2 separate regions of the Mus musculus genome follow, and region 1 is linked to region 2. The links are chromatin loops, found by intact Hi-C in ENCODE. Cell type or tissue: left cerebral cortex. All regions are shown on one strand. Links, peaks and the distances in the headings refer to the core of each region. The heading gives the core; the rest is flanking DNA. Region 1 overlaps Itpr3 (inositol 1,4,5-triphosphate receptor 3). Region 2 holds the start of Kifc5b (kinesin family member C5B).

The links. A loop is a pair of places that touch in the nucleus more often than their neighbours do. Peaks named below come from ENCODE experiments on the same cell type or tissue, not always from the same donor. Only the 100,000 strongest peaks of a DNase experiment are listed, where the experiment ranks them.
Region 1: a loop joins it to region 2, with 2.2 times the contacts of the local background. A loop is called at or near these places in 2 of 42 quality-filtered maps.

The regions. Positions count from the first base shown.
Region 1 is chr17:27,119,349-27,122,253 of GRCm38, forward strand. Itpr3 (inositol 1,4,5-triphosphate receptor 3) reads left to right here. Exons shown (of 58, transcript NM_080553.3): 55 at 1-32; 56 at 520-680; 57 at 1,583-1,744; 58 at 2,112-2,875. The coding sequence ends at 2,180. Among named protein-coding and RNA genes, the nearest start is that of Uqcc2, 13 kb to the right of the region's middle. In left cerebral cortex, for the core only: CTCF peaks have their summits at 1,524 (motif pointing left) and 2,228; DNase peaks (open chromatin) are centred at 907, 1,338, 1,542 and 2,080; H3K27ac peaks cover 909 bases.
Region 2 is chr17:26,915,107-26,918,011 of GRCm38, forward strand. It overlaps Kifc5b (kinesin family member C5B), which reads left to right and starts at 1,985. Exons shown (of 11, transcript NM_053173.2): 1 at 1,985-2,179. The coding sequence starts at 2,162. In left cerebral cortex, for the core only: a CTCF peak has its summit at 1,680 (motif pointing right); a DNase peak (open chromatin) is centred at 1,823; H3K4me3 peaks cover 808 bases.

The DNA of each region.
Region 1 (2,905 bases), core at 220-2,719, 200 kb after region 2:
GGAAATCCTTAAGACCACGTGCTTCATCTGTGGTGAGGCTCACTTCCTAGCTCGGCTGTTGGCTTCCCACTGCATGGCTGGAGGCATCTGAGCCATGGCACCCAGTCCCACCCTTGCTGACCTGGCCTGAGGTGGATCACTGGGGCCCAAGAAGCCACTGCTTTGAGCCCTCGGCCTTCCAGGAGAGGAACTTGATGCCACTGTGGTCTCAGGCTTCTGGTTTTAGTCCATTGCTCCTTCTGAATCCAGTCATGTCCTCACCAGTGGCCAGGGCCCAGAGAGCAGGGCTCACCTGGCAGGCCATGCTGTTGACCCAGCTGTCACTGTCACTGCTGGGCTCAGGTAATCCTGATGTTCCCAGAGTCCCTAGCGCTTTCTCTGCAGGAGGGCTGCAGCCACGTGCGGTGGTGTCCCCACCACTAAGCATTGGAGCTTGAACAGTGACCCGCATCACCCAGGAGAGCTGTTAGGAGCAGTCCCCATGGTGGTCCTCAGTGGTGGCCCTCCTTCTGCCCCCAGGTCTGGAGAGGGACAAGTTTGACAACAAGACAGTGTCCTTCGAGGAGCACATCAAACTGGAGCATAACATGTGGAACTACCTGTACTTCATTGTACTGGTCCGAGTCAAGAACAAGACAGACTACACCGGCCCCGAGAGCTATGTGGCTCAGATGATCAAGGTGAGGGTGTCCGTGCGCCCGGGCTCATTGACACCTGGGAGGAGGCACAACAGCTGCTGGCCTTGGCCTGAGGGGTGGCAGCTGCAGTGGCTTGTGGGGTCAGCCAAGGAGTGAGGAGCAGCTGGGGCCAGCCCTCACTGTGCAAAGCCCTGCTGGCCACCACCACCCGTGGGTGGACCCACACTCCTGCTATATGGAGAAAGCAAACATGCAATGAATCTGTCAGCCCCAGAGAAGCGTGGTGAACCAGCTTCCCCCCTCACCCCTGCACAGCAGCAGTTGGGGGGTTGGGCAGTGGAGTGGGGAGACCCCACTGAGGGATGTAGATTCCCCACAGGACCTCTTTTAGAAAGCACAGCATGGGAGAACAGCTTCCTAAAGTCAACATTGTCCCAGTCAGAGAGAAAGCCTGGAGCAGCTTAAAAATACCAGGCTTAGAGGAATTAAAACATAATCCTCCTAATTTCTAGTCACTGTGGCAGTGCCGAGTTTGGTCTAGAGAGGTTTAACTGTTGGTCTGAGAATTCACAGTTGTGACAGGGAACCAGCAAACTGCTTGGCTCGAGCCCTTCTCCCCTGCTTCTCTATCTCGGGAAGCATGGCTTCCCTTCTTTCAGAGGCTCCCCCTCCCAGACTGCCATCTGTGTGACTCTCCTGTTCCCTGAGCACGGGACATGCTCGTCTGCAGCAGCGGAAAGGAAGGGAGCAAGTCTGGGTCTTGGCCTTCCTGCTCCGTGGCTGTGGCGGGGAGTGAGCAGATGGCCCACAGGAGGATGGAGCCATCTCACGGAAGGCAGCCCACCTGGGAGGACCCAAGCCAGTTCAGATTTTCCCATGTTACGCCCCCTGCTGGCCGTCTGGTAAAGGGCATGGCCCTCTCTCACCGCGGCACTCTGTTCCAGAACAAGAACCTGGACTGGTTCCCGCGGATGCGTGCCATGTCCCTGGTGAGCGGCGAGGGGGAGGGGGAGCAGAATGAGATCCGCATCCTGCAGGAGAAGCTCGGCTCCACCATGAAGCTGGTGTCGCACCTCACCTCCCAGCTCAATGAACTCAAGGAGCAGGTGTGTTCCCAGTCTCAGTGTCCTAAGCTTCTGTACCATGCAGGGTGAGAGCCATCCAAGTCACAGGGAACCCTGGTTCAGGTGGAGTCTTGTGCAGCAGCCTGGAAGAGCCTCCAAGGCCTGCGGTGGTGGGAACCTCCTCCGCCTGTAGCAGCAGCTACCCAGTGCAGCTCCCTAGCCCCTCGCTGTGGTCTCCCGACTGCACCCGATCAAGCGTTTGACTTGCCAACTGAGGGTGACTGGGGGCGACTGGGGCTGACCATCTGCCATCAGAGCTTAATGGTAGCTGGGCCCTTTGGGGAGGATGCAGACTTTCCCGGGGCTGTGGGGAAGGCAGCTAGGCCACCTGACGTCTTGTTTAACTCAGATGACGGAGCAGCGGAAACGGAGGCAGCGTCTGGGCTTTGTGGATGTGCAGAACTGCATGAGCCGCTGAGCAGAGCCACCGAGGCCCCCTGCAGGAGGTCCGCTGCAGATGGCACTGCCCTTCCTTCAGGTCAGGTGGCCCACCACCCTCTGGAAGCCAGGTGCCCACCCCACCTCCAGCTCTGCTGGCAATCTCCCTCCCCCAAGGCAAACTGGCCAGCAGGAGTGCTTCACAGCAGTCCTGCTTAGTACCGTTGAAGAGACTCAGTTTACCTTAGTGCCTTAGAGGATGCTAGGTCCTCTGACTGACATTCCTCAGTGGTCCTCACAGGTGGTTATAGGGGGGCTGCCTCTCACCTCCGAGCACTACATTGTGGCTGTCCCCTGCCCGCCTGCCCGCCTTCTGTCCTGGATCAGGAAGATGGTAGCCTGCTGTTAGTAGCTTCACAGGGCTTTTATGTTTAACTTATTCCCAGGGGCCGTCCCACCCTGCTGTGCCTGCACAGTTCCCAGTGCCTGTGCCTGCGCCTGCTGGGGACAGTGTGGCCCTGTCCCAGTAGCTTGATGACTCAGGGTGGACCTTGCTCCCAGGACTTGTCTCTCCCCAGGCTTTGTAGGCAAGCCTCACAAGCCGAGGGACAGGACCGGGCTGTGTGAAAGTGGCTTTTGACAGCTTCTCTCTTTTTGGTGTAATGTTTTACATGTCCTGTGTCCTGGGGACTAATGTGTTAATTGCCTTAAATAAATTAATAGACTCCAAGTCCATCCACAGGGTCATACTTCTGTCTCCCGCAC
Region 2 (2,905 bases), core at 238-2,737:
TATTGCCTCTCAAACCCCTCAGAGCTCTGCTGACTATTGCATTTACGGTTCCCCTGACCACAAATACCAGCTCCTGATAGCAGCAGGAGGCTGTCTCCAAAGAAGATTTGCAGCAACTCACTCCCCTGGAGCTCGCTTCAAGTGTGGTACTACTGACCACTGGGCAAAGAACTGCCTGCTGGCAGGGCCTGCCCAAGTTGTTGGGTTGACTGTTTCACCAAGGTGAGTCCGTTCTCCCAAGTTCTTTCTCTGCAGAAAAATCTCTCAGACCTTCTGGGTGTGGCTGCTGCAGTCTCCAGCTGCTCTGCCTGACAGCTGAAGACTGACCTAGCCCCCAAAGAAGCCACTGAGATCACATACTGTGAGGATCCTGGGCTGGCTGGGGGTAAACCTCTGTTATTCTAATTGATACATAAGGAAGATATTTGTTTTCCCTTTGCTGTCCAGATGTGTCCTTCTCAGAGCTGATAGCCTTGGAGCTCTGGCTGCATCAGAGTCCTTCCTGAGCCAGCTCCTATCCCAAGGCTGCAGGGGCCAGGTCAGTCCATCCCATGTGTAAAATCTCACAGGTTGGTTTACCTTGCTGTCAAGCTTCATGCCAAGAAAGATAAACTCCCAAAACAGGTTTCAGTAGAAGACAAACTCATATTCTATCACACAATAAAACTTTTGCTTTTTTTCTAGAAAGTCACTAGGGAAATACTGTCTAGTTTAAAATTATAACCAGTTTGTAAAATTATAACCAGAAATTTTTTAGTGTTCCCTCATTAACATTTGTAGACTTGGAAACATCTCAAGTAAGAGGGCTGTAGATTTACAACTTGGTGTCAAGAAACATACTGTTTATTTACCCAGTTATGTATGTATGTGTGTATGTATGTATGTATGTATGTATGTATGTATGTATGTATGCAGGTATGCATGTGTGTATTTCTTTATTTAAGACAGGGATTCTCTACAAAGCCCTGGCTGCCCTGGAATTTACTTTGTAGACCCGGTTGGCCTTGAACTCAAGAGATCTGTCTGCCTCTGCATTCTGAGTACTGGGAACTGGGATTAAAGGTGTGTGCCACCAAGCCTGGCTTATAGTTTTGTTTTGATTTTTTAATCTAAAAGATTGTTTATTGACCTGGGCATGGTGGCACAGGGTAGCCCTGGCATCTCTAAGTTCAAGGCCAGCCTGTTCTACAAATAGAATTCCAAGACAATCAGGGCTACACAGAGAAACCCAATCTCGAAAAAACAAAATAAATATATAATTTATGTTATTTATATATATTATATATGCTTATATATAATAGGTATTATTGAGTATATATTATGTATATGTGTAAAGATATGTTTATGTATATAATACATATTGTTTATGTATAATATATATTATTGGAGGCAGGAGGGGCACAGAAAACTTTGTGGCGAATTAGTTCTCACCTTCCACATTATATGAGTTTCAGGGATAACCAGTTTGCTATCCTCCCGGACCTGCTCTAGACTTATGACTTTATTACATCTCCAGATATGGGCTCCAATTTTTCTTTTACTTTTTTTCTTTTTTGAGGACAGGTCAGCGCCATCAACCAGCTCCCACTTTTCGGACCTGAGAAAGCGGACCAAGAGCAACCTCGGTTTAACAGTCTCCAGTCTACAGGTTTGTCGAGGAGGTGTGCAGGTTCAGCAGCAGCCGCTAGGTGGCGCTCGCTCCGCCCCGACACCGCTCAGGCACCTTTGCACATGCGTATTGCCTCCCCCACGCCACTCCTCCACACACGCGCACTTCTGACGCAACCAGAGGCCTAGCTCCGCGCTCCGGAGGGGGAGAGGGAGAAATAAGGAAGAGCGGATCCGGAAGTAGGATCCAAGGGGTCTAGTTCTCTTGCTCCGGCGGACTAGAAGAGTCGCGACTCAGGGGGCGTGGCCCCGGAGGCGGAGGGCGCCGTGATTGGCTCGCGACCGCAGCGCCGGCGCGGATTGGCCTCTGCGGATTGAAGTGCGTTGACTGCGCGGAGGTTGAAATTCAAAAGTGACTGGTGTGGCGGATTGGCTTGGCCGATTGGCCTGGCGAATTGGCCTGGCTCCGACGTTTTGCGGCGCGAGCCCTTGAGAGGACGCGGGTCTCGTCACCCTGCCTGCTGCCTTTGCATCCCTTCCTGTGCGGACCACCATGGACGTGCAGGCGCAGGTGAGTGCGGCGGTGACGGCCTGGCGCCAATAGCGGAGGACGCAGGCCGGCCGCCCGGAGACCCGAGTCCCGGGGACAGGTCGGGGCAAGCCGTCCTGCAGGGGAGGGTCGCACCGCCTCGCGCCCAGGACACCAGCGGCCGAGTCAGTGAGGGCACACACACACACACACACACACACACACACACACACACACACACGGCGAGGTCCCAGGACAGTCGCTGCGACGTTGGTCCGCCATTCCAGTCGTGCAGGCGCTACCATCCCGTGTCCCTTATCCCCCTCCAGCATTTCCCATTTCGAATTCTCAAGCGGATTCGACATGTTTGTGCTTCTCAGTTCTTGCAGATCGCCTTGTGGGAGAAGCGAGGGTTCTGAGAGAAGCCTTGTCGCTTGTCCGCAAAGTACATTTCTTGCTGATATCCTGTTGTGTTGCTGCTGGATCGAGATAGAGGAAGGGGAGAGGAGAAATGGGGGCATCGGCCCAGAGGATCCTTATTCCCTCGCCTGCCTCTTCCTTTTGCTCATTTGGACTGCTGACTAGTTTATGGGGGTGCCCTTCTCCACCACAAGCATCTGAGGCGTATGTGTGTGGTAATTAATGGACTGATCTCTCTGGTGTCAGGAAAGACCGGCCTGCATTCTTTGTTTACCAGCATTTCAGTCTAGACTGACTCACAGTCGGTGTTCAGCTTGAAGAGACTTTCTGGTATACTCACAGCCAAAA